Linked DNA regions of Mus musculus: region 1 is linked to region 2. A link is a loop called in an ENCODE intact Hi-C map of the cell type or tissue named here. Cell type or tissue: gastrocnemius. All regions are shown on one strand. Each heading gives the region's core, and the rest is flanking DNA. Links, peaks and the distances in the headings are about the cores only.

Region 1 (15,949 bases), core at 7,431-11,430, 230 kb before region 2:
CATCCATGGTGAAACACTCTCGATCCCAGTCCAGAGAGGCACCCAGAGCACACAGCTGTTCATAGATCTCCCCTCCTTTCCTGCACCAGAGATTTCTATCAGTAAATATGACCAGAGCACCTCCCAGCACTAACCATAGGTGCTCGCCAATGCCAGGTACCGGAGGAAATAAAGTGCGCATAGAGCTGACCCCGCTGATGGAGATAGAACCACACACCTGGGGTGGGGCGTCCTATGGCTTTAAAAGATACAGAAAGGTCTCTGCAGGGTTATCTAAACCTTTGGCTTCTCTGAGACACACAGGATGGATGGCTATTTTAGGCTACAACCAGTAGTGTCTAAGCTGTAGCCCACTGGTTGGAGGCACATACATGCACATACATACATGCATTCGTTTTGCATAACACCGTAACAGGTCATTGCCATGTACAAAGTTTACATTTGAGAATTATGTAGTAAAGCAAAAAGTCCTCAAAAGGTTTTAAGTTTACAATTCACAGCTACACTGGGATGCAAGAGGCCCATGGGCCAAGGCCTGTACACACCTATCGGGAGCAGCCACTTTGTGAAAAATGTGTGTGTGTGTGAGAGAGAGAGAAAGAGAGAGAGAAAATGAGAGAGAAAGAGAGAGAGAAGCACATGACCACCACAGACATAGGAAGGCCCAGGGGCATGGGAGAGGTGATGAAGTCCAAAGGAAAATAAGACAAGGAGGTTAAATAAACCACACATTTGTATATATCCATCCATATACACATAAATGTGTGCATCCTAACATGAGCATAGGACACACAAGTGTGCATCCCAACACAAGCATAGTACACACGTGTGTGCATTCTAACATGAGCACAGTATACAGACAAATGTGCACATTGTGACACACACGCACACACACACACTCTTGGCTCAGACATCATTCCCTCTGCTCCGAGACAGTGAAGCACAAGGCCAGAAAAACCAAATGCTACAAGTCAGAAGTAGTGCTGACAATCCCACTGGCCCTGCCCTCGTACTCATGTTTCCACTGCCACACGGCCCTGAGGAAGTCTTCCCGGCTCAGCTCATGTCTCCGCACCCTCTGCTCCTTCCATAGCTGCTTCTCCACCATGGCCTGAAATGGGATCAGGTGTAAATGAAAGCTAGTCAGGCTTCACATAAAGACGGCACTTTCAACCAAGCAGAGGGGGGCACAAGACCCACCTGTGTAGCAATTCCTGCGTGATCAGACCCGGGGATCCACAGCACGCGATCCCCACGCATCCGGTGCCTGCCACAGAAACACCATGGGGACTCTGAGCTCACTGATCCTCACTTCCAGCCTTCCCTTCGGGAACTGCAGTGGCCCCACCGCCTCTCACCAGCGCACAAGTGCGTCCTGGATCGCCACTGTGAGTGCATGGCCAATGTGCAGGGAGCCGGTGACATTGGGAGGTGGGATACACATGGAAAAGGTCTCCCCTGTAGCTTGGGGCAGCCTTGCCTGGAAGGAATGAGGAAGTCAGAGGCGAGGGAGAACTAGTTGTTGCTGTTGCCTAGGGGAACAGCACCCTCTGGTGCCTTGGGGCAAAAAGAACTTCAAGAAGGCCAGGTGTAGTGGCACACGTGTGAAAAGGCAGAGGAAGGCAGATCTCTGAGTTTGAGGCCAGCCTCGTCTACAGAGTTCCAGGACGGCCAGGACTACGTGGAGAAACAGTGTCTCAAATTTATTATTATTATTATTATTATTATTATTATTATTGAAATCCAACACGGGGGAGGCAAAAAGAAAACCAGGGGCCGAAAGAAATAAACATCAACTGTGAAGTTAGCCTGTGCCCACCAAGTTCAAGGGCCACTCACTCTGTCTTAAGGACCTCATAGAAGCCCTCTGCCGCGCACTGACCTGATACTCTGGTTTGAAGAAGCCCTCTCGCACCCACCACTGGTACCAGGCCGCTTCAACATACTGGGGACTGTAAGCAGGAGGCAGGGGCCCAGAAACATCTGTGGAAGCAGAACAGAGATCCACTACTGAACTGCATGTTAGCAGACCAAAGAGCAACAACATCGCAAAACACACCCTACACTTTACCTTTCTTTTCACCTGGCCCGGTGGGGATTTCATACAATACTACCTCCTTGTGACTCCAGGCCTTAGTGGGCACTGCAGGTATCTGCAGGGAGGAAACAGGGTGTGTGTGTGTGTTGCGGAGTGGGGGTGGAGGCTGCAATCCCCAATACACCACAGTCATCTGGATCCCTGCGCCAGTCTCTTTCAGCCCCTTCCCAAGTCTTGGGAGACCCAAGGACTGACCCCTGACCTTGCTCTTCTCAGCTAGCCCAGCCTCCAGGGCCGCCTGTTTCTCGCGCAGGCGCTTCTGTTTGGCTTCACGGTTCCTCCGAGAGACAGGGGAGCCGTGGGGCTCCGGCTGTGTACAAAGTGCCTGGGGCCTGGAAAGACCCCATGAGGGCCTCAGCCCCCAGAGCGGTGGCCGGAAAGAGGCCAGAGGCAAATGAGGCATCGGGAGTGTTTGGGAAGGGATGGAGGTCTGCTCACTACGAGGCCATGGGATGCAGGAGGTCGCAACCCTTCACTCCCATCCGCAGGACCCTCTCTCACTCTACGTCCTTCCGCCTAGGGGCGGAGCGCACGGTGTGGACAGCACTCTGGAATCACTGAAACCAGGGCGTCCAGAGAAGGCGGGAGCTCTGCCCGTCACCGGGCACTGACGCGGACACGAAGGTTGGGGTTCGGAAGCCTGGGACCACCCCCACCCCCGCAACCTCGGCCATGCGCCTCTAACTCGAACGTCCCGGCGAACTCAGAGCCGATAGGTGCATGGCGAGGTGCGCGCGCATGCGTGGGCGGGGACACGCAGGCGCATGCGTAAAAGACTCTCGCTCCTCCGGCTTTCTGGCTAGAAGCGGGTATCACTGCGTTGGGTAGGGAAACGCCGGCAGACGTCTGAAGCCGCGTAGATTTTTTTCCATAATTTTATTAAACAAGAAATATCCCGGTGTGTAAACAAAATACATCTGAGTTGGAAAGCTGCCCGCCCGGGGCTGGACCTGGCCGGCTCAGGAGCTGTGCTTCTGCCGCTTCCAGAAGCGCTTGACGTCGCTGTGCCCTGCCGGCGTCACCACCATCAGCCGCTTGGCCGAGTTCTCGAACACAAGCACGCCCAGCTCCCGCGCGTGGGCCAGCAGCAGTTCAAAGTCCACTTGCGACAGGAACTGGTTATACAGGACGCCTGGGGTCGGGTGGGACAGGCAGGAGGTGAGGGGCTGCAGTGGTCTCTGCCCCTCCAAGCAGCATGCAGGCAGGGGCTGCAGGCCACAGTTCTTAGGACTAATTCTCTACGGATAGTCGACTGTTCAACTTTAACACCTGTGGCATCCAGACACTCGAAAAGACAGCAGAATCCACAAGAAAAGCCACGCAAACCCACCTAAAGAGAAGACTGAATTACCCTGCCTCTTATCCCCTCACCTAGCTTAATTCAAACTGCACTGATTTGGGACATATTTCCTGCTACTAATATACCAAAATAAAAGATCAGTCTTCCTCTCCTTCCCTTTTGAGAAACAAATACGAAATGCACAAAACTTTTGCGTGAAATTGCTGGCCTTACCTCTTTAGCCAATGATTGAGATTAGGTCAGCGGAAGCCACTCACCTTCAGTGAACCGGAGTCTGTCCCTTTCCAGCTCCCACAGCCGAATCTGGTCTGTTATGGTGGGGGGCAGCACAGGATTCTGCAGGACAAGGGTGAGGCTATAGGACCTGGCTTCTCATCCATCCTCTCGCGGCTAGGTGCCCAGGCTGCCAGCCCCCCTGAGTCTTGGTACCCAGTCATACCTGTTTGAGCATCACTGGATGTGCCCTTGTCCTTAGGAAATGGATTATCTAGGAAAACACAAGAATGTAGAAAATCGGGCTGGCGAGATGGCTCAGTGGGTAAGAGCACTGACAGCTCTTCAGAAGATCCCGAGTTCAAATCCCAGCAACCACATGGTGGTTCACAACCACTGTAATGAGATCTGACGCTCTCTTCTGGTGCGTACTTATGTATAATAAAACTTTAAAAAAGAAGAATGTAGAAAGTCATCTGAGCTAATGTCACTGAAACAGCATCTCTGTTCTCCTAGCCACAAGCCTGACAAGACCCAGGCCTGTTCTACTGTTACTTTCAGGTGCACCTCCTGCGAGTCCCTCTATGATGCATCTGTTCTCTCCATAGTCTTGCCTTGTTTTTCTTTCTTTAAGATGGCAGTAGCAACCATATCTCAGCAGGCTCTAAGCTAAGCATCTTAACATCTAGTCTTCCAGCACCCCTGGACTGCTGTTTACTGGGAGCAGAGTAAGGCTCGCAAAGACAAGGCAGCCGTGAACTGTGGAGTGAGACAGATTCAGAGCTAGACCGTCTCACTCCATGACCTTCCAGGTTACCCCGGTGACTCGCCACCTCCCCTGACAGACCTGAGGCTGTGACAGGAATACCTTGGCCCCCAGGATGAGCACAGCCCCTCTCCCGACCTCTACTCCAAGTAGGGATACCTGCTGAGCTGTGATGCCACTAGCAATGGCCTGCTGCACACTCTCCCGGGTCACTTGTGCCACCACCATGTTGGGGAATCGATAGAGCATTTCGGAGAAAAGGGCAATGAGAGCGATCTGCAGTTCCGACTCTGCCCCAGGGATAGAGGAGGAGGAGTGAGGAGGCTGCCCAGCCCTGCCTTCCTCCAGCCCCACCCTCAAGTGTAGGAATAAATACTAGGGAGCTACATAAACCACCCAGGAAACACGGTCCTAACTGGATTTTTTCCTGTGTCCTTCCCCTCTGCATTCCCTACCCACTCACCCCCACACAGACCCACCGGTATAGGCGTACAGTCGGTAATTAGTTTCCACGACAATGAAGCCTGGCTGGTGCACAGTGCCCCCAGCCCCAGAGACACCAGATGAGAGGTTGATGGCCAGGCGTGTGGGGTAGTAACGCCGGGACTTCCTCTGGAAGAACACAGGGCAAGATGGGGTCCTCTTTCTGGTAACCACCCTCCTGTGAAACCTCCTCCCTCAAATGACCCAAGTACTCAGTCCTAGCTACTAGTACTAGTACCCAAGTACTAGTCCTAGTCTTGCAGCTGCACCCCAGCACCCGACTCTCCTAGAGGCCAGGTGGCTGGGTGTACATACCTTCCTCTGGAAAACAAGCCCGAACTCACGCAGGTGTTGCAGGAAGTTCAACAAAGAGTCACTCATCCCCTCCACAGAGTAGTCCTGGGGAAGAGATGGCCAGCTGGGGGCTATGACACGTCCACCGGTCACTACCCAGCCTATGTGCCCTCCTTGCTTTGCCTTCTCGGGGGGTTCTGTGGTCACTGCCGTTTTCCTCCATAACCTCTCCTCACCTCCCTGCCCTCCAGCCCCCTACTGACCTTGCCAAGAGTGGAGAAGCTGAGCTGGAAAAGGAAGGAGAGAATCTCCACCAGATCCATGCCCCGGCTCTGGGAAGGAAGCGGCAGAGCGGCAGGAGGTGAGACAGGAAGAGGGAGTGAGGGAGTTACTCAGCGGGACAGGAGCACGCCATCCGTCCGAGGCCCTGGCTCTTACCTGGGCTGTCTGCAGATACTGCAGCATGAAGTACCAGAGCTGGGCAGGCGTGTCCAGTAGCAGGAACTGGAAGCCAGCGGAAGTGATGCAGGGTGGCTCTCCAGGTTCAGTGCTAGACACAGAGCGGGCTGATGGTGGCAGCTTGCAAAGGCTGCACTGAGTCCATCTTACACACACTTAGGCCCCTCCTCTCAGCCAGCTCTCTCCAGTTCCTCCTAACCCCAGACACCCATTTTATATGAGACCCAAGGAGATGGCCGAGCGGAGAGCTGCCGTGCTCTGCCCTCCTTACCTTTTCATAAGCCCGGCCTGGCTGAGGAGCTGAGCCAGGTCTTGGCTGACAGCTGCACTGGGGGAGCCCACCATGAAGTGCAAGACCACCTAGAGACGAAAAGGGTCAGGAGCCTGGGGTCTCGAGGGTTACAGGGAACCGGAGCACAGTGGAGGCCGGTTCCTCGGCTCCCAGGGGGAACGGGCGCACAGCAGAGGCACACTCCTCACCTCCCAGCGCTCCTCAGCATACTTGTCCAGTGAGGGGACGTCCCGGGCATGCTTGTCTGGTCCCAGCTGACTTGTGTCATCAGACCAGGCCTTGCCCCTGTGGCCAGGATACACAGGAGTAAGGAACCCTGTCTGCTTCCTGCATCCCTAGGTCTTTACCCTCATCCCAAGGGCTACAAGAAAAGGACATTTTCTGCACCCTACATCCACACCTGGTCCAATGTATTCTTGAAGGAGCATTCCAAGGGGTGGGGGTGGGGATGGGGAGAGGCTCTGGGGAGGCCTCTCAGGAGATTCTCCCCCACCAGTGTAATAAGCAGTTCCCCTTGCCTAGCTCAGGAAGGGAGGGAAATGACGTACCCACCCAGAAGGGCAATTCGGAGGTTCTGGCGGAAGACGGGGTTCAAGATGAGGCCTTGGAGTCCACCAGGGAGCAGCTGGGTATGCCAGATACGGAGGCCACTCAGCAGCCCCGTACTTTCCTCCTGAGCCCTGGACAGAAGCAGAGTTGAGTGGGGTATCACCAATAGCAAGGAGACCTCCAGGGAGCTTCATCTATCTCCTCTGAACGGGAGGCCCTTGGAACAGTGTCGCAGGGCGAAGCTGTGTTTCTCACCTCAGATACCTGCACTGCAATGCTAAGGAGAACCTAGTTCGTTTTGATTGTTGTTGGTTTCTCTGTTTTGTTTTCTAAGTCAATTCTTTTTTTTTTTTTTTTCCTTTTCATTTGTTTTGTTTCAGGAAGGGTCCTATGAAGCCTGGGACAGCCTCAAACTTACAATACATCAAACTTACGATATAATCCTTGAATCTCTGGTTCCCTATCTCTACCTATCAACTTGGGGTTGGGGGAGTGCGGGGGCGGCTTTTTCCCCTTTGTCTTTTTGTTTGTTTGTTTGTTTTGTTCTAGTTAGCATACAGCTAAAGAGACACAACTCTCCACAGTGGAAACCTCTGCAGGTGTATTCTGGAGGGTTTTCCTTGTGTAGGGCAGGCTCTGTTGAAAGGCCCACATCTGATTCCCCTAGCTCCTCTGTGTGTGCACCCTGCAAGTGTTCCAAACAAAAGTCCTTTGAGAAATGTGGCTGTTGGGAAGCTCGAAGCAGCTGCGCCCGCCCGGGACTCACTTGCTGAACTCCTTCTTCACCCACAGGGCCACCGCAGCCTGTGGTAGCGGCTGCTCCAGAAAGAGCATCCTCATGACCCAGTTCTTAGCCAAAGAGGGGAGCTCCCTGTAAGGTTCAGAGGCCAAATGTTATCAGAAGCCACCTCACACCTGCATCTCTGCCCTCATCTGCCTGTGGTTTAAAAAAAACAAACATCCCAACTGCTCAGAGAGGCAGAGAAAGCACCCAGCTGACCTTTTTTTCTCCAATGACATCCCAGAAAGAAAAAGCTCCCTCTCCGAGAATTCTCCACACTGTCTTAAATTCCCTTCAACTCAACGTTGCTAATTTCTGTTTACTTGGTTGCTCCATCTCTTGACCTACGGTTGACATTAGCCCTTGGCTAAAAAAAAGGTGTGTGCTTAGGGCTGAGCCACAATAACAAGGTTTTTCTGGTTCATAATCTTGGAGTTCACTATGTGATCAAATACCCTGCAACCTCTGTCTCTCAAACGTCTCATGCCATCTCCCACGTCCTTAGCAGTCCCACTGTCCCCACAACCTCTTTCTGGTTTGGACTGACACACTTTGGAGTAATGTCTAACACCCTGGTACTCACGCTGGGCTAATAAGCCTCTCCCCGTGCTAACTAATTTCAGTCTGCAGGCCCCATTACATTCTCCAAACATCCCCTTTGCTCTGAAGGCTCCTCACCTGAAGACAGCCAGACAAGTGGCAGGGTGCCCATACAATCGGTCCAGCACCCCAGGGCTCAGGCCTCCTAAGAACTCCTGGAGATTCCTGCATTGTAGGTGTGCTCGGTTCAGTCCACCCCTCGCCGGGGTGATCTCCATCACCTGAGAGGGACAAATGTCAGAACTCCCACATGACCCAGGCCTATATCACTGACTCCAGATCTATTAGGTTCACTTTCTGTACTTTCCTGTCTGATGCCACTTATCACCTATTCCTCCCAAACCCCTCGTGTCCTGCTTCTTTTCTTCATTATGCAGCTCACAATGGCCTTGAATTTGCTATGGAGCCAAGGATGGATTTGAACCCCTGATCCATCTGCCTTTACTTCCCAAGTGGCCACCAGGCTTTTCATCCCATATCTGCCCTTGAAGTTCAGCCTTTGTTCAGTCTCCAGGAGGTGGAATTAGTCTCATTTTTGTGTATGGTCCTGAGGATCAAATCCAGATCCTCACCGGTGTGGACTGAATTACTTATCGTTTCATACTTGCGAGTGTTTTGCATATCAATGACATCTCAAGTTCACCTAAGCATTGACAAAGATACTTATTTGAGCCCAGGCTTCTCTCTCTTGTCCACCCTCCTGGTCAGATCAGTCCAAATGGGTCAAATCCTTAGCTCTCATCTGGGGACACGGCTATAAACTGCCTCATGCTTACCAACCTAAATCCCTTTCTATCCCTTTCCCTCCAGCCAGCCTTACCCCTCTCACTGAGACCCACGCCTCTGAGCTCCTCACATCTCCCCGACTTTCCTTTCACTCCGCTTCTCGCTCAACTCTCTCCCTTACCCTTCTCAAACCCCCTCACCACTCGGCTCCCCCTCGCGCACCCCGGGTCACCAGCCGTCGCCTAATCAGTGCTAATGTCTCGCATTGGCTCCTGGAAATAAAGGATGAGAATTCTAAAAGGTGGGAGAACCACGAAGAACTTCACAGACAGGACCCAGTCAATAAGCAGTCCAAAGAGAAGGGAGAGCAGAGAAATGTGTCAAGAGTAAAGGGGGTTAGAATAGGCAATGCACTCGCCTGTCGCAAGGCATCTTGGGAATTGTAGTCCTCTTCTAGCCTACATTGGAGACTATGAGTCAGGCTCTGACTACAAATCCCTAAAGGCACCGCAAGAAGGCCGGCCGAGAAAAGGTGGCTTTTCATTGGGATTCCCTAGAAACATCCGAAGTCAGACCTTTTGATTCCGCGCCTCTCTCCCCTATACAGCAAGGTGAATCTCTTGTCAGATCAGGAGGAGGCAGCAAACCTGGAGGAGCTCCGGGGCCTCCTATCGGAGACGTACTAAAGCAGCTTAGTGGTGTTATGTTAGATGTAGAGACCTCAAACTGGGTTTCTTTCTTTCTTTCTTTCTTTCTTTCTTTCTTTCTTCCTTCTTCTTATTTTTTTTTTAGGTTTTTCGAGACAGGGTTTCTCTGTATAGCTCTGGCTGTCCTGGAACTCACTTTGTAGACCAGGCTAGCCTCGAACTCAGAACTCCGCCTGCCTCTGCCTCCCGAGTGCTGGGATTAAAGGCGTGCGCCACCACACCCGGCGACAAACTGGGTTTCTTGACCTCTGTTGTTCCTCACGAAACTGAGATAATGATCAGTGCAGAACATCTTCACATGACGTGGATCAACACAATTGCCCTCATTTGGAGCTCAATCAATCAAAATGTCTATGTGAAGTCAGATTCCCTGGAACTGGAATTACATACAGCAGTGAGCTGTTATGTTAGTGCTAGGAATTGAACTTGGGCCCTTTGGAAGGACAGCCATCTCTCCACCATCCTCCCACCTGCTCACTCAATCTTAATCTCTTCCAACTCCCTGGGGAGTTAGAAGATTACATTGCAATTTTTAAGAGAAAGCTATCATTTGCCCTGATTTGATTTATGAATTTATCCTAGGCAAGACAAGGGAAAGGGAAAATGACATCAACTAAGGTCATCTGTAGGGTCTCCAATTCTTATGGGGGCAAATTCTGTTATTCTTACATCACAGGCTATCAAGCTCAACAAGAATAAGAGATCTGAGCCGGGTGTGGTGGCGCACGCCTTTAATCCCAGCACTTGGGAGGCAGAGGCAGGCAGATTTCTGACTTCCAGGCCAGCCTGGTCTACAAAGTGAGTTCCAGGACAGCCAGGACTATACGGAGAAACCCTGTCTCGAAAAAAACCAAAAACAAACAAACAAACAAACAAACAAACAAAAACAGAATAAGAGATCTGCACAAGAAAGTCCCAGTACCGAGATGAGAAACACATTTACCAAGGGCAAAAATGGTAAGGCCATGTAAGGACTTGATTATGCTTTACTATGTATTTTAAGGAAAATCACTGGCTGGTGAGATGGCTCAGTGGGTAAAGGCTTTGCTATGTTGTGACCTGAAGAGAGGGGGAGAGATATCCAACTTCCATGCCCATGCCATGGCGATGTGAATCCCAGCCTTCACCGTCCTGCACTCACATACCATAATAATAAAAGTCATCTTTTAAAAATTAGAGTAGTCTGACGTTATCTTGGTTGTAATATTAGAATAAACCTTTAACCATATCCTGACCTAGGCCCTATATTGGAACACCAGCCCCTCCCCCTCACTGCCGTTACCAAGCTCTCAGCCGAGGCCGGTCAGTATCTAAAGATAAAATGGCCTTTTCTCCAGGAGGGAGAAATTGAAGGCTTGCACATAGCCCCAGAATCGGCATTTAACTTCCCATTCCTCAAACCTCCTATATAAACCCAAGTACCCCCCTCCTTTTGGCAGATGCTACTTTAACGCTGTGTCTGAAAAAAACCGTCCGGTCAGTTGAAGTCAGTCTCCATTTTCCTTTCTGCCCCCTGTCCCTTTAAGCTGCTTCAGAAATCTAACAGAAATAAAATGCCTGTAACTCCAGCTCCAGGGGGAGGGATCCAATGCCCTCTTCTGGCCTCTGTAGCACCTGGACACATCTGTGCATATACATAACTTAAAAATAATAATCTTCTTTAAGAAGAAAAGAAGCTAAAAGAACAAAAGCAACTGATTAAAGAAACAACCAGCCGGGTGTGGTGGCACACACCTTTAATCCCAGCACTCGGGAGGCAGAGGCAGGCAGATATCTGAGTTCAAGGCCAGCCTGGTCTACAAAGTGAGTTCCAGGACAGCCAGGGCTACACAGAGAAACCCTGTCTCGAAAAAACAAAAAACAAAAACAAAAAGGAAACAATCAAATCTCAGCAGGAAAGAAAAAAAAAGGCTGAATGTGGCATGTGGGCCTGCAATCCTGCCTGCAGTGGGAGATAGGCAGAGGCTGGAGATTGGGAGTGGTGGTGGAGGAGTCCTTCAATCCCAGTACTTAGGAGGCAGAGGCAAGCAGATTTCTGTAAATTCAAGGTCAGGCTGCTATCCAATATAGAGAGTTGCAGGACAGCATAAAGAGACCCTGCCTCAAAACACAAAACAAAAAAACCAGGCAGGCCATAAACCAGTTTATACAAACCATTTTAACTCGATTATCTTTGGACTCAGCAAAACCACCATTTGAACTGTATCATCTGCCAGGCAGTGGTGGCGCACGCCTTTAATCCTAGCACTTGGGAGGCAGAGGCAGGAGGATTTCTGAGTTCGAGACCAGTCTGGTCTACAGAGTGAGTTCCAGGACAGCCAGGGCTGTACAGAGAAACCCTGTCTCAAAAAACCAAAAAAAAAAAAAAAGAAAAAGAAAAAGAACTGTATCATCCAAGTGTGGGAAGCCACATGTGCCGTTGCTGAGTGGCACTGACTACTGCTGGCCACCATGCATAAGATTGGACAAACAACCAATGTGTACATATGCAGTAAAGTTTTTTGCAAAAACACTGCCTGGCCCAGGCATGATAATGAGGTTCTGTAAGGTACTGAGAGTATAACCAATCAGATGTGAGACATGCAAATGAGGTATGATAATGAGGCTCAGTGAGGTACTGAGAGAGAGTAGCCAATCAGATGAGGAACATGCAAATGAGGCTTAGTGCATAACCAATCAGGGTATGAGACACGCCTCTCCTAGGCCTATAAAAGCAGCACCAGCTCTGGGCAAAAAGTCTTTTCGCCTCTGCAATCAAGCTCTCCCAATAAACGTGTGCAGAAGGATCCTGTTGCAGCGTCGTTCTTGCTGGTCGAGTCGAGCGCGCGCAAGATCCAAGCAGAGTGTGTCAGCACATGCCTTTAATCTGAAGACTCATGAAGCAGAAGCAGGGGGATTTCTGTGAGTTCATGGCCCACCTGGTCTACAAAAGCAAGTTCCAACACAGCCACTGCTGTTTTACAGGGAAACCCTGTCTTGATATTGTATCATCCTGAAACTCTAACTCATAGAGTAAATGCAGATTTACCCATCAAAGATGTTTCCTGGGCTGGAGAGATGGCTCAGCGGTTAAGAGCACTGATTTCTCTTCCAGAGGTCCTGAGTTCAATTCTCAGCAACCACATGGTGGCTCATAACCATCTGTAATGGGGACCCAATGCCCTCTTCTGGTGTGTCTGAAGACAGTTACAGTGTACTCACATTAAATAAACAAATAAACCTTAAAAAAAAAAAAAAAGAAGAAGAAGATGTTTCCTGAAGTCAATGGGAACAGTTCACAGGTCTGTTTAATAAACAGGGGTTGGTTTTTTTGTTTGTTTGTTTGTTTTTTTTTTTTTTTTGGTTTTTCAAGACAGGGTTTCTCTGTATAGCCCTGGCTGTCCTGGAACTCACTTTGTAGACCAGGCTGGCCTCAAACTCAGAAATCCGCCTGCCTCTGCCTCCCGAGTGCTGGGATTAAAGGCCTGCGCCACCACGCCCGGCCAGAGGTTGGTTTAATAAAACACGAATCATCCTAACAATGTGGAACACTGGGCACCCCTGAGAAAGAAGGGGTGTATACTAGCCTTGAACTGCACATGACCCATCAGCAGAGAGAAAAATGCAAATTACACAGTAGCTTAAACAGCTCATAAGAAGCTTTGACATCAAACGGAAAGGTCCCCTAGTTGGCTTAGTGATAGAAGCATTGGCTATCCAGGTGTGAGGATCAGGGTTTGGCTCTCCAGCACGCACATAAAGTGTTGGGTGGGGATAATCACTCCCCTGTAGGGGAAACTATGCATATCAGAATGACTGGGAGACCCTGCCACGATGAATAAGCTGAAAGCTGTGGGGGCTTCAACTTGACTTTGCTTGGCAGGATCCAACAGAGGGAGCAGCGTTGTCTAATAGAGCGACACGGCTCAGGCTGGGATCTTGGAGACAACCGTGAAGAAACAGCCTTACGAGGCACCTGGTCATAAATCTTCCTAGCGCTGGCAGGTATCTAATAAACAGGCCACTGCCTACCAGCCTCAGTCTTTCCTGCCTGTGCTACTCATAACCTAACAGTTTTCCTCTCTCTGTAATGGGAGCGGTTTGTATGTTGTATTATTAAATAGAACAATTATAATATTTGCTACATAGCAGATTCTCAGTAAAACATTACCAATTATTTCTATAATTTTTATTATTTTTTATTTCTTGGTACGTTTGTTTGTTTGTTTGTTTGTTTGTTTGTTTGAGGTTTTTGAGACAGGGTCCCATGCTGTAGCCCAGGTCAGCCTTGAATCAGCATAGCTGAGGATGACTTTAAAAGCATGATCTTCATCCGGGCAGTGGCGGTGCACGCCTTTAATCCCAGCACTGAGCAGGCAGAGGCCAGCCTGAACTACAGAGCAAGCTCCAGGATGGCCAGTGCTACACAGAGAAACCCTGTGAAAAACCACACCAAACCAAACCAAATCTGATCTTGCTGCCTGGTCTCCTGTCCTAGGATTACAGGTGCACACCACCACACCCAGCCCTAACTTCCACTTCTTCTTTTAAATTATTATCTTTAAATTAATTTATTTTAACTTTTACTTCTTTAGTCTTTTTGCTTATTTTTTTATTTTATTTTAAATTAGTTATTTACGTATATGAGTACACTCTAGCTGTCTTCAGACACACCAGAAGAGGGCATCGGATCCCATTACAGATGGTTGTGAGCCACCATGTGGTTGCTGGGAGTTGAACTCAGGACCTCTGGAAGGGCAGTCAGTGCTCTTAACCCTGAGCCATCTCTCCAACATGTATTTTTATTTTATATATGAATATTTTGTCTGTAGGTATATATATGAACTACGTAATTGGTGCCTAAGGAAGTCAAACCACCCACCTCCCCCCAGACCTGGAGTAATGAATGGATGGTTGTGAGCTGCCACATCAGTGTTGGGAACCGAACCTGGGTCCTCTTGAAAAGCAGCCAATGTGCTCTTAACCACTGAGCAATCTCTCCAGCCCATGGCTTTTTAAATTCCATCGATACTTTTATGTTAGCCTTTTAGACATTTGATGTCTTTTTTCCCCCAATGATCTGAGCCCTGTGTTCCAAAAATTAGCCATTTTGCAGCTTATAATCCAATAGTCAAAGAAACATATTGGTTTTTTTTGTTTGTTTGTTTTTCGAGACAGAGTTTTTCTGTGTAGCCCTGGCTGTCCTGGAACTCACTTTGTAGACCAGGCTGGCCTCAAACTCAGAAATCCGCCTGCCTCTGCCTCCCAAGCGCCGGGATTAAAGGCGTGCACCACCACGCTCGGCTCAAAGAAACATATTGTAAAGACACATACCCAAAACATGTGAAATTGCACATATAACTGAGCAAAGCAGAGATTGCTGGGCTGAAGAGCATCACTGGGGTTTGGCCTGACCAGAGGAGACTGATGAAGGGCTAGCAGCAGCTAACAAAGCAGACCCCAGGGAATACTATTGCAGGGGACAAAACCATGCTACAAAGGCCATACATATGCCAGGAAGGTCTGCGGCCCTTAGAGCACTTAGAGGAAGTGCTGTGGTTGGTATACACAGGAGAATGGTACTGCATAGGACGTAGGAACCAGCCAGCCTCAGACAAGGTTTTGTTCCTAAAAGGTCAACCAGAAGTGGACTTGGTGGAACACACTTCTAATTTAAGCATTCAGGAGACTGGAGACAGGAGGAGTGAGGTCCTAACTCAAAGCAAACAACTGCTGGGCATGGTGGCCCACACCTTTAATTCCTGCATACATAAAGCAGAGTAAGGTAGATCTCTGAGTTCAGTGGCAACCTGATCTACATAGGGAGCCAGGCCAGCCTAGGCTACACAGTGAGACCTTGTCTGAAAACAAAAAAAAATAAAGATCCCAAGGAGGGAGTGAGGGGGAGACTGGGAGTATATAGCTCAGTGGTAGAGTGTTTGCTTAGCATGTACAAGGTCCTGGGTTCAATCCCCCATCATACATACATACATATAAAATAAGAAAAATGTAATACAAAATTTTACAGGTGGTGGCTAGATGGCAGCAGTTGCCACCACGTCTGAGTCTTATACCCAGGACACGCATGATGGAAAGAGACCACCAACTTCTGCAGGTTGTTCTCTAACCTCCACATGCACACACCGTGGCACGTGCACACACACTAAATGAATAAATGTAATAATTTTTAAAATAAAAAATACAGAGGACCAGGTGTGGTGTTGTGAGCCTCTAATTCCAGCACCTGGGAAGCGAAGGCAGGAGAATCACTTCCAGGTTATGCAAGATGAGATAGACAAGTCTGGGCTTTGTTAAGACCCAGTCTCAGAGCAAGGTCTCCATGGTTGCAGAACCAAAGACAAACCAGAAAGGGTCAGAACAGTCCTGGCTTACTAGCTAGGAGACTACAGTGTTGTAGTATGTGCCAGGGCAAGCGGAGATGTGGAGAAAGAATGGAGATCTGTGGGGCTGTAGGGATGGCTCAGCGGTTAAGAGCACTGGCTGCTCTTCCAGAGGTCATGAGTCCGATTCCCAGCAACCACATGGTGGATCCACAATGCCCTCTTCACATAAAATAAATAAATACATCTTAGAAAAAGAAAAAAGAGAGATCTGGCAAGCAGACCTGTGAGCTTCATGCTGGACTCTGCAGCAAGGATCCAGGATGATACAGGTGCTGCTGAGTGGATGCTGCCACCATCC
Region 2 (14,680 bases), core at 1-4,000:
CCGAAAGCCAATCTACCTATATCATGCAATGTCACCCTTCCTATTCCTATTGTTTTGGGTCCAATCATAACTCTATTTTTCCCACATCTATTCCATAAGGAAATTATGTTTGTTTTACCCTCAGATGCCACCGTTTCCTACCTCTACTGCTGCCCCTGGGTCTGTCCCTGACTCCCTTTCATCAGGAATTTCTGCTTTCCTATCCGTCTTCTGAACTTCCACCCTGGCTCCCTCTATGGCTTGTTTGTTTGGCACAGCAAGCAAAGTGAAGGAGACAGGTGACCTGTGTGGCCCTACCCGTGTGCTCCCTTCCTTTGGCTTTAGCTCTCACCTACTACTTTCCTTCGGTCACACTGCTGTGGGCATATTCTCACTGCACAGCCTTTTATACTGGCCATCACTCCTCTGGGACACTGTGCCTCCACACACTTCCTTCATGCTCTCGCACAAATGAGCTATCCTCTCAGTTGAGAGCTCTGTTGAGAGCTCTGCCAATATCTGACTCGCTCGCACCTGTAAGCCCCTCCCTCACCAGCACTGGTTTCATTTTCTCAGAACACTTATCAACAGTAAAGCATGCCTTTTGGTTTTTTGTTTGTTTGTTTGAGACAGGGCCTCTCCAGGGGGTCCTAGAAGCCCCAGAAAACAATATTTAGACCGGGCTGGCCATGAACTCACAGAGCTCTGCCTTCCCAGTGCTGGAGTCAAAGGCATGCACCACCCTTGCCTGGCCCTAGAATAAGTTGTTTGTCTGGTTCCACATTTGGATTCTTTTGTTTGGTTGTGTAAAGTATTCCTAGTGCCCACAACAGTGTCAGATACACAATAAACAGTTGTTGAACGCATTAGTAATGTGTTTCTAAACTCACAGAATCACTGTCCCATGATAAACCAAGCTTCCTGAGGCCTGGAATGTCTATTATTCTGGATCTTCCATAAATGATGACTAATGTAATGGACTTGTGGGAGAACAAGGTAGAAACAAGCTGTTGTGTTTGGGGATAAAATAAGGTCTAGTAAACAGCCAATGTCCAGGTGTGGTGATGAACTCTGGAGGTAGAGGCAGGGTGACCTTTGTGGTGCTTGCCTTTAGTCCCAGCACTCTGAGCAAAGGCAGGCGGATCTCTCAAGAGTCTGAAGCTAGCTGATCTATATAGTGAGTTTCAGGATAGCTAGAGCTCCAGAGGGAGACTGTGCCTCAAAAAGCCTGCAAGCAAGCAAGCAAGCAAGCAAACAAGCAAGCAAAGCTCCCCAAAAGACAGGATGAATGCTTCTAGAATATGTAATGAGTAAGGAGAAAAAAGATTTAGTTGCAAAAATAAATCACACTGGACATCATGACTTAATCCTAGCTCTTGGCAAGCTGAGGCAGGAGGATCATCCATTTGAGGAGAGTGAGGTTTGGTGTGTATATAGCAAGCGTCTTTCAAACACAGAACAGCTGGGCATCAAGGCATACCTGTGACCCCATTACTCAGGAGGTAGAGAAGGAGTGTCACTGTGAGTTCAAGGCCAGCCTGAGATATTTAGTGAGATCCAGTTTTAAAAACCCACAATGCAGGCTGGAGAGATGGCTCAGTGGCTAAGAGCACTGTTTTTCCAGAGGTCCCGAGTTCAATTCCCAGCAACCACATGGTGACTCATTAGCTATCTATATGATGTGATTTGATGCCCTCTTCTGGCATGCAGGTGTACATGCAGATAGAGTACTCATATATAAAATAAATCTTTAAAAAAAAAAAACCCAAAACCAAAAACCAAAACAACAACAAAACCCACGGTGGAGCCCTGGAGATGGGTGCATATAAACAAAACTAGAGGGACTCAGAGGGTTTTATATATGCATTTAGCCTATCTATATACCTGTGCACATGTACATGCAACAATAATGAGAGACAATAGTGGGAGAGGGGGACACGGGAGGGGCTGGAGGGGGAGAAAGAGGGATAGGAGTGCTGTCAATACAGAGCTCAGGCATAAAGTCCTCATAAAAAGTATAGCTGAGGTGGTGGAGCATCCCTTCAATCCTAGCACTCTGGAGCGAGAAATAGATGGATCTGTGTGTTCAAGGCCAACCTGGTATACAAGGTGAGTACGGCACAGCCAGGGTGACCCACTGAGACCTTATTTGAAAAAACAAAAATAGGGACTGGAGAGGTGGCTCAGAAGCTTAGAGCGCTTGGTTGCTCTTGAGGACTAAGATTCAAATCCCCCAGCCCCCACATGGTGGCTCATAAACATCTGTAACTCCAGTTCCCACGTTCTGACACCCCCTTCTAACTTGTGTGTACAGGCATGAACATGGTGCATGTATATACATGTGAGCAAAGCATTCAAACACACGAAAATGAGGTAAGTCTAAAACAACATGGAAACAACCCGAGGTAGAACTTAGCCAGGCGTCTCCAGGGTTGGTGCAGAGCCTCTAACCTGTGGGACTGTGGTCTCCAGGTTGTAGTGCTTATTCAGGAACTTGAGCAGCTTCGGCGATGGTCGGTCAATGGCCAGTTGGTGGGGCTCCACTCGCTCTTTCTGCAGGAAAACGGAAAACTTGGGGGCAGGGGTTGTAGGAGGAGCATGCTAGCAGGATACTGGGAGCCTGGTAAGGGAATACAGAGAAAAGGGGACCAACTGTGGGCCATGGAGCAGGGCCTCCTAGAGCTTCGGGGTGAAGAGCCTTTTAGATCTATTCTGACTAATCGGTAAAGGTTGTTGGGTACCTGTAACATATGCTGAAAAAGTTCTCGCCCGTGGCCATGCCGTTGCACCGACTCGTGGATGTAAAAGTCCAGAATGCAAAGGGGTTCTACCTCATTGTGAGCCTCCCGGTCATCCTAAGAGGTCAAGAACACATACTCATTAGGAGCCATGCATCTTCTTCATTGTCTCCCACCCCGCCCCCATTTCTTCTCTGACACCAGTGCTTACAAATGGCTAGTTTGCAGTGACACTCACCAGTACAAAGAGCTTCTTGTATCCAACTTTGAGGAAACCAATAATGGCTCCTTTCCCTGCCCTGTGGGATGGGGGAAATAATGAACCAGGCAGGAGCAACTGTCTGGGAGAGATTGTAAAAGGGAGGTAAGAAGAGTTTGATTCACAGGGAATAATGACAGTAAGACTCACGGTCGGGCTGAGGTGTCCTTCAGTATGTAAATAACGTGCCGGTTGCTTTGCATCCTCAAAGCGCTGGTGATGGGTGCAGGGAGGTGCTGCGCCTGCAGAGATGAAGATCTACTTTGTTTGGCTCCTTATCTGCCACCCATCTCCCTTTCCTCCTCCTAGAGGCGCCCCGTACCTTGGCAGAAGCCTTGCCCAGCTCATCTACAATAGTCATGATTTGCTGCTGCAGATCCACACTACAGAGAGAGGGGCCCGGTCAGACACTCGCTAGGTTACAGCATCGTGTAAGTCATTCCTGGCAGCCTGCTTGGCTCCCACCCAGGCTCCTCCACAGGGTCTCTGACTTTGCTTGGAACTCTTCCTCACCTCCCACCTCACCTCACCCCTCCAGATCCCAAGCTTTGGTTTCACAGCTCCCGTGTTAAGGTTACTGTGACGCGGTAGGAAGGGCGGGTCAACTATAGCCTCTTGTTGAGGCCACATTAGGCCAGATGGTGAAAGGTTACAGATGTAGGTCTATTAACCCGGCTAGATCCAGGGTCAAAGGTCACCAAAACACAAGTAAGACCGCAGGAGAAATGGCCAGTAGTCAGTGAGAAGGGGGCGTGGTTCCTGGATCAGGTTTGGAGAGGAACCGGGACAGAAGGGCCATGGGTCGGGTTTGAAATGTCACCGGGCCGGCGTTGTGGTTCCGGGTCGGCGGGCCGGAGGCCGCAGGTGCTGGTCCAGCACGGTGATCCGCTCCGGGAACAGCGCATCCACATCGAACGGGAACTCCATGGCCCATTGTGCGGGACCAGACACGCCCCACACAACGTCACTTCCGCTAAGAGGGCCGGTAAGTCTTTATCTCTAGGACCCGCCCCGAGGGCTCGCCCCGCCCCCACCATGGTTTCACAGTGCCTGGGAAACCCCATTTTTCTCTAGCAACAGTTCTCCTTTTGTAGGTCTGTGCCCCTGAGATGCCAGGGCAACCAAGTATCCTGCCCTCCCAGTGAACAGCTGAGGGAACCTTCAGAAGAACCAGTCTCACACCCCTTGGAGTTGCGGGTAGACCACACTCCCACCCCACCTCATAGACTTCACACCCACGTTTTGAACAGACAGCCCAAAGGGAGTCAAGAACGGGTGAAGAGACACAGCTTTATTGTATAAAAGCTGAGCCAGGAGGTTTAAATCAGGGACACACCATCAAGGGCATACACAAGAGTCTCCAGTTTATATGTAAGTCCTCACCAGTTACCCATAAACATCTAGTCCCCCTCAACGTCAAATGTGCTTTGTTCTCTTCATGCCAGCCAGTTCCCTATAGGGTCTGCCACTGTCACAAAACAGAACCCTTTGCAGGACACAGGATACCACGTAGCCCTAGACAGTACTCCCTTGGTCTGACTTCCCCAGGTCACAAGTTCTAAGCACTCTGGGAGCCTGGCTGCTCAATGGAGGATTCTGCTGGTGGTGTAGTGGGCATCTCTGGCATCGACTCAGGTGGCGGGCCACTTTCTTCTAGGAGATTTCCTTGATAGAGTCGGCGAAGGCGAGACAGCTCTCTCTCTGGTGGCTGTTGCCAGCTGTACCATGGGTACCAAGGTTCACCTGACAACAGTGTGGGGGCTGGTGGAGTCACACTGACAGCTCCATGCACAGTACCAAAGTCAGCATCCCGGGGCTCAACCTGGGGGACGTAGTAACTGAGAAGACCTACGGGGTTAAAGGAAATAATGGTGGATGAGGAAGGGCAGGTCAGACTCAAGACAAGAAAAAGGCACTACAAGTCGAGGGACCAGTCATAACCACCAAGCACATTCCAGCAGCGCATACACAGCACACCCTGCCAAGGAGACAGAGAACAGGCAGGGCACTGCATGGGCTCTCCCTCCTCACTCATCCGTGCAAAGGTGCTGTATAAGCCAGGTCAGAACCAAGAAACACAAGACTGTCAAGATTCAGGAGACAGAGTAGTCTGAAGAAGGAATGTTCCTTCCTTGTGTTTCCTGAAAGATCATCTCAATATGTACTCTTAGTAGCCTGGAACCTACAGCTGTTACTTCCGAGTCCAGCAACTCACCCAACGTGGAAAAACTAGGAGTCTGCTGAGTACTTTCTCATAGACATGGGAGCACGTAAGCACCTCAGAAACCCTTGCCCCTTGCTCTCACTTACCACACTCCCTGGCTTTCTGGATGGCCTGGGTCAGCTTCTTGTGCTGCTTCATACAGACCCCTACGGAGAGAAACGTCAACCTGGACAGCGTCCCACACAGCAGCAAGTCTTCTACACAGAGACAGCTGACCATTTAATGCCCCAGGGCCCTGACCTGTATCTGCCTGGATGTCCAGCCACTACAGAGATGTCATGGAATGACAGAGCCTACAGATGGGCCAGAAGATGACTCAATGACAAATGTGGTTAAGGCTGACTTGGAAAATCCACAGAAAAAGATCTTATAAGAAGTGATTTCAAATTAGGGAATGTGACAGAGTAGCAATTATTCCCAGCTCCACTCTGTAGGCTGACAACAAAAAAACTCTGACAAAAGGGACATATCGCCGGGCATGGTGGCACACGCCTTTAATCCCAGCACTCAGGAGGCAGAGGCAGGCGGATTTCTGAGTTCGAGGCCAGCCTGGTCTACAGAGTGAGTTCCAGGACAGCCAGGGCTGTACAGAGAAACCCTGTCACACACACATACACACAAATTTATAGACTGATAGGTGGAAAACTTTACAAGGAAGCAAGCTGTTCACCTTTAAAAAAAAAAAAAAAGGTTGAGCCGGAGTCTATGTAGCCCTGGCTGTCTTGGAACTCACTATGTAGACCAGGCTGACCCCAAACTCACAGTTTAAGGCACGCTTTACCTTTTAAAGTACATTTAGACAGCCCTCACTCCTACAGGGAGGCTCTAAAACTTTAGTCTTTTGTCTACATTTAACTGTTTTATCGTAATGATGGTTCTCATTAAACAAAAACTTCTGTGTGCTATTATTTATAGGAGCTATCAAAGGAATGTCTACCTCCCAACCCCATAATAAGGAGCTCCACGGAAAAACTATAGAAGTCATAACAGGAGGGCCAAGCTAACCTGTGTATGGGGCGTGAAAGATGATACCCGTGTGTGCACAGACAAACTGTTCCAAGAGCTTCACATTCTGCAGGAGAGAGATAAACAAATGTGTGAGGGACTGGTCAAGACCTCTGTAGGCTAAGTGTGTCCCCCTTACACCAACACAGCCCTTTGTGGTAGCACAACCCATCAGAACTTGATGAAAAAGGAACACAGAAGAATGGAGGTTAGGGCCAGCCTTGGCTACATCTTGTTAGGTGTAATCCCAACACACAGGAGGCAGAAGACTATCTTTGAGATCAAGGCCAGCAAGTGCTACCCCCACCCTCCCGGAAAAAGAAAAGCCCAGCAAAGCAAAGACGAAGAGCTAGGGAGTGGTGGCGCACAGCAGTGCGAGGGAGGCAGAGGCAAGTGGGTCTGTGCTTTTGAGTGGAGTGAATTCCAGCACAGCAAGGGCTTTACAGAGAGACCTTGTCTCAAAAGACAAAGAGCCAAAAAAGCCCCCCAAAAAACAAAACAAAACCCTCACAGGGGCTCCTTCCTGCTCTCTGTCTCGCTCACCAATTCATTTCATGCACACATCCTATAATCTGCCAGTTTTGGAGAAGCCATGCTCCTAATGGTCCACCTTTGAGCAAAAATTAGGGATGGCCATCAAGGTCCAGAAATTACCCCAAAATGATGACTATGTAGTAAGTAATGCACTGGGCTGCTGAAGGTTATGGTAAGATACAGTGTGTAACTAAGAGCAACTTAAAAGTTCTAACTGCATCAAACAACCAGACAGACCAGTGCTAGGAGGTGAGGAGTGAAGAAAGCAGACACATCGGTGGAGTTACAGAACTGGCTGTTACGTCTTCACTCGCCCGCCGCGGATCCCAGTCACTGCAACCTGCTCCGTACACACACTGGAAAGGCACTGCGGTCCCCTCTAGGATGTGCTTCAAGGGTGAGCACCCTCCTCAACACTCTGGCATGCCGTATGCCCTGCTTCCTTGATGCACAACCACAGCTTTGGCTCCTCGAGCATCTTTATAATCTTTAGCATTCACTTAGAAGCAAGCCTCATCATTTGGAAGGCTTTTCTGGGGATAGAGGGGTGTGTGTGTGTGGGGGGAGAGAATCTACTGTACTTTTAGCTCCCTTCTTATCTCTGTCCCCTAGCCCCAGGTCCCAGCATCTCAATGGACTCTGGGAGGACAAGGAAATACAGACAACTAAGCAAGGCAGTAGACACCTGGGCCCTCAGAACTCAGGCTGCTGAGACTGTACAGTGAGCTGAGGAGAGCTTGGGATACATAAACAGACCCTGTCTCATAAGAGTAAAATGGAGGAAAGTGTCTGCCCACCCACACAAGACAATATATTTGCTGGTGATTTAACAGATAAATAGGGTCTCTTTCCTTGAACTTTCCCTGTCTTTGGAAGTTTTTCCTTAATAAATTTATTCTTTAAGAAAAAATATATAACCCCCCCCCACACACACACCTAGGTGTGGTCTCAGTTCAGCTGCATAACAAGTCTGAAGCTACCCACTTAGACTGACTCCTACCTTCTCAATTAATCTATGCGCATCATCCCAGTAGAAAGGAGCTTTCTCTTCCTTTCTGTAATACATAGTATAGGTTTATGACAAGGCCTGGAACGTGGAATTCACACTTCTGCTTCCGCCTGCCAGTGTGGGGTTACAGATCTATGTCATCCAAGTCTACTCTAAAATCTGTATCTTCTTTGTTTTTCATGATGAGTTAGTTTCTCTGTGGAGCCCTGGCTATCCTGGAACTTGTTCTGCACACCAGGCAGGGCTTAAACTCAGAAATCTGCCTCACTCCTGCTGGGATTAAAGGTGTGTGCGACCAAATCCAGCTCAAAAGAGGGGTGTTTTCAAAATGGCAACCACTGAAAAATAGGACTGTACAGGTTCAGGGATATGAAGACTGTGAGACACCTCTGACAATCTCGAGCGCCGCGAGGAGGCTACAAATTCTAATTCTGGATAAAAGACTCTCCTTACCCTAAAGTCAACATGCAACTTGTGATCCCGGCAGATTGGGCAAGGATTCCCAGCAACTTTATTGTTACGCTGTAGGGGAGGGAAAAAAGGAAAGAATTTATGATACCTTCTAGGAGGCCTCTTCCCACTCTATTAAGATGAGAACCTTAGAAACTCACAATACATGTCTTTCGGGTCCGCTGTGGTGGCACACCACCTTTGTGGTTGCGGCGGTAGTCAGCCCAAACAGGGCGAGAGCCATAGCGGTTGTGGTATTCTGAAATCAAGACCAGATGAGTTTACTTATGCATGCGAGAGTGGAAGGGGTCTTCTCTAGACACTTCGGGCTGCATCTTCCCCTCCTTTCCCCTAGCCTCAGGCACCTTCTGAATCCAGGTACTTCCAAGGCTCGCTCTCATATGGGGAAACGGGAAGCGAGGATGGAGCATCTTCTTCAGGAGGGCCTCTGGTGCAAAGAGTCTGGAGGGGAACCTAAAAAGGGAGTAAGAGGCTGCAACTATTTGGTTTATCATACACTGGGGACAGAGTTTGGAACGTGTGCACAAAATGTCAGTATAACTCATCAAGAAAATAGCATTTCTGCTATGAAAGTAGCATTTCTGTTGATGCTAAACTGACAACCACTCTACCTAGGGCCCCAAGCTGACCCTGCAGGATAAGCCAACAAGGTAAAAGATGTTAGTGGGATGTGACAATTTAAAAACCTTGGCATACAAATATCTGCGTTTGATGAGCACTGGTTGGTTATGGTGTGAAAAAAATGCCAAACTTTTGGAAATAAGATTGATAATGGCTGTCAAGATGGCTCAGCGGGTAAGAGCAATCCCAGCAACCACAAGGTGGCTCACAACCACCCATGAGCTCTGACAACCCCTTCTGGTGTGTCTGAAGACAACTACGGTGTACTTATGTATAATAATAAATAAATCTCTTAATAAAAAAAAAAAAAAAGAAAAGAAAGCTGGGCGTGGTGGCGCACACCTTTAGTCCCAGCACTCCGCAGAGAGGCAGAGGCAGGAGGATTTCTGAATTCAAGGCCAGCCTGGTCTACAAAGTGAGTTCCAGGACAGTCAGGGCTATACAGAGAAACCCCGTCTCAAAATACCAAAAATAAATAAATAAAAAGAAAACACAAAGATTAATAATGGAGAGCTGGGCATGATTCATACAGATGAGAAAACCCCAAAGTCGCTGCGCTGATCAGTTTCTTAAAATGCTGCAGGTCAACATTCCACAGAGCAAAACAAATTTGCGTCCTAACGCTAGCTTTAAAGCCACCAAGCCTGTTATTACTTCGGTGGTAACCTCTGTCACTACTCTGTAGTCCCATTTTAGGGAGTGGCGTCGAGACAAGCCTTCCTATTCCTCCCTGCCCTGCGGAGAACCTCCAGGGTGGTGAGTACCTGAGGCTAAAGGGCAATCTCAATCCAGAGAGCAGAATGATCTCAAGCATGCTCTGATGGGGAAATGACGTGTGACGAGGTGGAGTAGGACTAGTGTACTTGCTTTTAATTCCATAATCTGGGAGGGAGAGGTAGAAAGCTCAGAAAGTACCTATGAGACCAACCTGGGCTGTCTCCCGAACACCGGGGAAAATCCTTAAAATAGGGTCCTTTGCTAAAAAAAAAACAACAACAACAAAAAAAAACCAAACACGTCCTGGGTGCCACTTCAGGCACCAACGACCTGGTTACAAACTGCCCATTTCCACAGGGGCAACCCCACCATTTAGTTCTTTTGCCTAATGGTAGTCGGGAGACGACGATGATAACCCGTAACCCTGGCTCTGACCCGAACGCTCGGTAGTTAGAAATCGCGCGCCGTAGGGGACGGAGGCTGGTGCAGGGCTGACACGTAGACATGTGGGAAAACCCATGCCCCTTGACTCCTCCTAATGGAAGGAAGATCGAAAGTATAGACACCACGGGGAGGTAGAGAAAACCCCTCCAACGTTTTACCTGAGCTACATAGGAACTTCGTAAGAGTGTAGGAACCAGCTTTAGAAGCGTGTGCCGCAAGGGGGCAGCCATCTTGACGCACACCGGACGTACGGCCTGCCGGAAGAGCGACTGCGCATGCTCGGGACACGCACTAGGGTGGGCCAAGGACACGCCCCGCAATGCGGAAGGCGGCTGCTCACATGTCTAAGGGCGGAAGCGTCAAGGGGCGGGGTCCACAGACGCGAATTTAAACTGCGTCACAATCGAACCAGCCTTCAAAATTGCATTTCTCCCGGACCAGTCACGATGAATCCTAGATTCCATGGTTAGTGTCTAACATGAAAGCAGATTTGATTGCGATTTTAACCAGGGTGCTCCCAGTGCGCATGCGTCGGGCCGTTTCGGCCAACCGAGGGCGACCCCGGGTCGCCGGAGCGGAAGTGGTGGAGGCAGAGGAAAGGGAGGTGCCGGACGCGGCGATCACGCGCTGGCGTAGAGGTGATAGCAAGGAGACGGAAGAGGGGAACCGAGGGAAGGGGGCTTCGGGAAGGTGGAGGAGGGACGTCCAATCCGCGGGCGACCCGGCTCGCACGCTGGCCAATCAGAGTTCGCCTCGCGCACAATGTGTCCCGGCGAGGGCGGTTCTCCATCACGTTAGGGTGCGTTGGGCGGTGGCCGGGTATAAAAGACTCCGCCCGAGCGGGCGGCCGCCATTCTGGGGTTCGTTTAGAGGTAAGTTTGGGTGCTCCGTCGCTTTGGAGGGTAACGTTTTGCCGAGAGCGGGCCGGGGGAACGGGGTGGTTTCGGATTTAATGGGCAGCCACGTTTTTCCCTAATGCGGCTGCGTCCTGCGACAACTTTGAAACGTTTAAAGGCGACCCGTACTGATTACACCTTCCTCCTTTTGTGTTCCTTTTACCCCAGGTTGAATTTTCTCGGAGAAAGACAGGCCGGCCATCAGGAAAACAAACAAGCCTCAGCAACATCTAAACCCTTGAAAGGATCCTGAGAGGGGGGAAAGGGAAATCAGCCACCAGCCCAACCACTCGTGTCTTCTGCCCCTCCCCACCTATCTTGCCCACCCCACCAGCCCACGCTGCTTGGGACTTGAGATCTGTGGCCGAAGGACCGTCACCACATAACTTCAAAAATAATCAACCACCTTCCCTGCCCAAACCTACCCAATCTCACTCATCCAGCATTTCCGTTTTGGAATCCACTCAGACTTTTTTTTTCAACGACCCCCTCTCCCTAAATGGAGTTGGGCGGGGGGGAAATGAAAACTGAGTTGGTCTTTACTTTTTTTAAAAGAGACTTTTTGATCCAATGAGGCCCCACAAGTAACTGAGTTTGGGTCCTGGTTGGTTGCTTTATTTTTTTTCCTCCAAAATTTTACCCCTCCCCCCTGAGCCCGAGGTGCTGACGTCGCAAAAAAATTGGATAGTAAGTGTCGAATTTTCAAAAACCAGCCTTGAACAAGAAATCAACGTTTCCCGTTGTGAAACCAAAAATAATGAGAGGAAGAAATGAGACCATAGAACAAATGTAGAGTACTGGAGAGAAGGACCAATCGGGTCTCTTAAATCTCCATTAAAGGTCCTGTGGGTCTAAACAGTCTTTGTTCTCTCTCCCCTACCACCTGCCTCTTCCCTGCTGTGGAGCAGGCAAGGGAGAGGGTGAAGGGAGGGCCAGCCAGTGAGGATTTTGACGGTTAACCCTTGATAATCCAGCAGATTTCCAGACTGCCAGAGCATAAGCCTTTGCGATAATAAGGAGGAATGGTTACCTTCCTCTGGTTAGCAGTCTTCAAAAGGGTTAATGAGCTCACATACAAAAGATGGTGGATCTTGTGGCCCAGAAGTCCCACTTCTTTGTGTGTGAGACAAGCAGAACGCCTTTCAATTTGCCAGATTAATAAGCAATCTGTACATAAAGATTGCAGGGTAAGGAGATGGGCAGAGAAATATTAGCTGGCTATGTCTTTAAAGTGACTGTTAAATCCTCTCTATTTTAATGTAATTTGCTTGGGATATATTGTGTGGTTAAAATAGGTGGCAATCTAGGAATAAAGATTGCAAGACACTTAAATTTAGGGCAAAAATCATAGTAACAAGTACATACAATAACATTTGGGGAGGTAAAGAATGTCTTGTGATTGTTTCAGCTTGCATAGGTTATTTAAAGGCAAAAGTGATTAACATTTTAACTTGATACTTTTTTAGTGGGTGGTGGATACAGCTAAGAGGGTGGAAAGGTTGGGAAATGTGGAACTCAGGAGTATAATTTTAAAAGCCATTAGTGCATTTGAATGCTATCTTTCTAGAAGATTGTGTCGTTAAAAGATTTTTTTTTTCCTCCCTGCTTCAAATATGGCGACTTTTCCTTGCTTGTCCTTTTGTCTTGCAAGCGGCGTTGCAGGTTGTGTCTTGACCCATTTTTCTCCTGTCCTCCCCCCTCGGTCCTATTTGTTGAGGGGTCCAAGTCCTACCACTTGGCTTTTGTAGGGAGGATTGGGATGGTCGGCGGTAGTAAGTTGAATTTTAGTTGCAAATTCAGATTCTTATCCCGCAGAAAATTGTATATTAATTGATTTTATTTTCAGTAATAGGCTCTTAAACTGATTTAAGATAGGTCAAGTTGAGGGTGGTGGTCAGAGGGATGGCTTCTGTTTGTTTTTTGTTTTTGTTTTTTTAACTTAGTGCCTTACAGTGTTAAGTAAAGCTACCGGCAGATCTGCCCGGCCTTTTAAATTTTGAATCTTCTCCATAACAAAATGGCGTCCCTCTCCTTTGTTTTTCTCCTTTGCCAGTCAGCTTAGGGCTTCCCTAGACGCTTGGTCAAGGGGGTGGAGCCACCGTGAAAGGTGATGTAATCAGCTTGCTTCCTCTGAAGACTCCGCCCCCAAGCAGCTGTCTTCTCTCCCTTTGCAGATTGCTGTTGGGGAGAATACGTTTTGGGTTTTTTTTTTTTTTTTTTTTTTTCTTGTTTCTTTTATCTTATATGATAAATCTTCCAGGGATAAAAGCTTAATGAGCACTAGGGATGGAGGCTGTCCAGGTCCTTGTGTATGTAGCTCTAGGTTTTGTGTTAAAAGTCAGCCCATTGCCTTGGTTTCACCTTCCACTCATCACAACTGCTTGGACCTATTCCGTGCTTCAGTGGACAGGGGTGGAAAAAAGCTCAACCCCGACTGCTTTAGAGAGACTTGGGCAAGACGCAGGGCCTGAGGGAACTGCAGTGTGCCATGCTGTTCAGGAAGGGTCCTTACACTACCTGGGTATTGGTTGCTTTGTAACAGTCTGGGGAAAGGGTGGGTACTGGTAGGACTTTCTTGTAAACCATCCTTATTCTCACCTCTCAGTTTGGGGATAAACTCTTTGTGCTCAGTGCCATCACCTGCAGTTGCTTAGTTCCTGTATGTTGGCACTAGGATGAGAAGTGAATCTTTAGGAAAGGAGGCTGCAGTTTAAACTCGAGGCAGGGGGAGTCAAGCTACGGTTTCTGGTAAGCAAAACATTTCTGGTATTACATTTCACAACCTTTCTTTTTCCCAAAGAGCCACCTTTTCGAATTTCTTTTTTCCTTCCTTCCTAAAAAGAAATTCTGTTAAAGCATCGAGGAAAGGAATGTCCTCTTTTCCTCCCTGCTGAGTGCTGGGGCTGCCGTGCATGTTGCGAGCCACGCCCTCCAGGGCAGTATTGGGTGTCTGGTTCTTTATCTCTTTCCCCAGCTTTTTCAAAGTCAAGTCTTTGACAGTTTCTTCATATACTTTTCATTTTTTATTTTAAGTCCTGGGTGGAGTTTCTAGACAGAGTTTATAAGCCTTTTGTCCTGCTGTCCTACCGTGACTTGGGTACAGCAGGGCTCATTTTCTGCTGGGTGTGGATTCTCATTATTGCTTGGACTTCTGATTGAATGGGAGGGCCTCTTCCACATGTCTATTTACCACACGTCTTTTTTATCTTTTAAGCAGTTTGCCAGGTGCCTCTGCAGTGCACCTACCTTGGGATCTGAATAGTCCACCACTGGGTCCTGATGTCTAGTGAGCAGGGATTAGTAAAAAGGCCTTAGGTGGGAGGTGAAAAATGCAAGGCTCTCTATTTCTAGGGAACCTTGGAGAACCTGAGTCTTACAGTGGCCAGAATTCTAGGGCCAGGGTGGTGGATGTAATTTTGTGTCTTTATTGAAAGCCAAATACTTTAAGAAGTTTAAAAGATTTTCAAAATAAAGGTGAGGGAAGCACAGGGCCTCACCATGCAAGGTGACCCACTTGAGACAGTCCACTCACTGTCATAACAGGAAGCTCTTGAGACACTGAGGGAAGACAGCCCAGGGCAGAACAAAGAAGAGCTGGCGCTTCTTTTCCCTCTTGTTAGAAGACTTTTTTAAAAAGTAGCCTGGCTTGCATGGACCTTGTTTTCTGAACAGCTTCAGGATGCAGTTGTGGTAGATGTTTAGTGACTAGCCAGGATTGATGGTTTCCCACCATTTTAAACCAAGTAACCCTCAACTCAAATTCACTTTGAAGTTGGATAGGAA

The links. Hi-C counts contacts between places; a loop is a spot of excess contacts. Peaks named below come from ENCODE experiments on the same cell type or tissue, not always from the same donor. Only the 100,000 strongest peaks of a DNase experiment are listed, where the experiment ranks them.
Region 1: a loop joins it to region 2, with 2.5 times the contacts of the local background. A loop is called at or near these places in 1 of 42 quality-filtered maps.

The regions. Positions count from the first base shown.
Region 1 is chr17:35,664,773-35,680,721 of GRCm38, forward strand. It overlaps Gtf2h4 (general transcription factor II H, polypeptide 4), which reads right to left and starts at 8,971. Exons shown (of 14, transcript NM_010364.4): 1 at 8,784-8,971; 2 at 7,914-8,056; 3 at 7,221-7,325; 4 at 6,454-6,585; 5 at 6,094-6,190; 6 at 5,885-5,973; 7 at 5,593-5,704; 8 at 5,418-5,486; 9 at 5,176-5,259; 10 at 4,857-4,989; 11 at 4,537-4,667; 12 at 3,838-3,885; 13 at 3,656-3,734; 14 at 2,956-3,230. The coding sequence starts at 8,053. The coding sequence ends at 3,058. Vars2 (valyl-tRNA synthetase 2, mitochondrial) reads right to left here and starts at 2,820. Exons shown (of 29, transcript NM_175137.4): 1 at 2,301-2,820; 2 at 2,072-2,153; 3 at 1,883-1,983; 4 at 1,359-1,480; 5 at 1,201-1,267; 6 at 1,014-1,111; 7 at 1-80. The coding sequence starts at 2,501. In gastrocnemius, for the core only: a CTCF peak has its summit at 9,177; a DNase peak (open chromatin) is centred at 9,047; H3K4me3 peaks cover 1,629 bases; H3K27ac peaks cover 1,277 bases.
Region 2 is chr17:35,906,133-35,920,812 of GRCm38, forward strand. It overlaps Atat1 (alpha tubulin acetyltransferase 1), which reads right to left and starts at 3,936. Exons shown (of 13, transcript NM_001142744.1): 1 at 3,797-3,936; 2 at 3,299-3,359; 3 at 3,127-3,218; 4 at 2,956-3,016; 5 at 2,721-2,834; 6 at 2,431-2,532. The coding sequence starts at 3,903. It overlaps Gm16279 (predicted gene 16279), which reads left to right and starts at 3,603. Exons shown (of 2, transcript NR_167681.1): 1 at 3,603-3,961; 2 at 4,071-4,388. Mrps18b (mitochondrial ribosomal protein S18B) reads right to left here and starts at 10,308. Exons shown (of 7, transcript NM_025878.2): 1 at 10,160-10,308; 2 at 8,564-8,672; 3 at 8,360-8,457; 4 at 8,202-8,270; 5 at 6,206-6,272; 6 at 5,287-5,346; 7 at 4,248-4,824. The coding sequence starts at 10,231. The coding sequence ends at 4,535. It overlaps Ppp1r10 (protein phosphatase 1, regulatory subunit 10), which reads left to right and starts at 11,064. Exons shown (of 19, transcript NM_001163818.1): 1 at 11,064-11,584. It also overlaps Mir1894. In gastrocnemius, for the core only: a CTCF peak has its summit at 1,686 (motif pointing left); DNase peaks (open chromatin) are centred at 3,457 and 3,954; H3K4me3 peaks cover 857 bases; H3K27ac peaks cover 783 bases.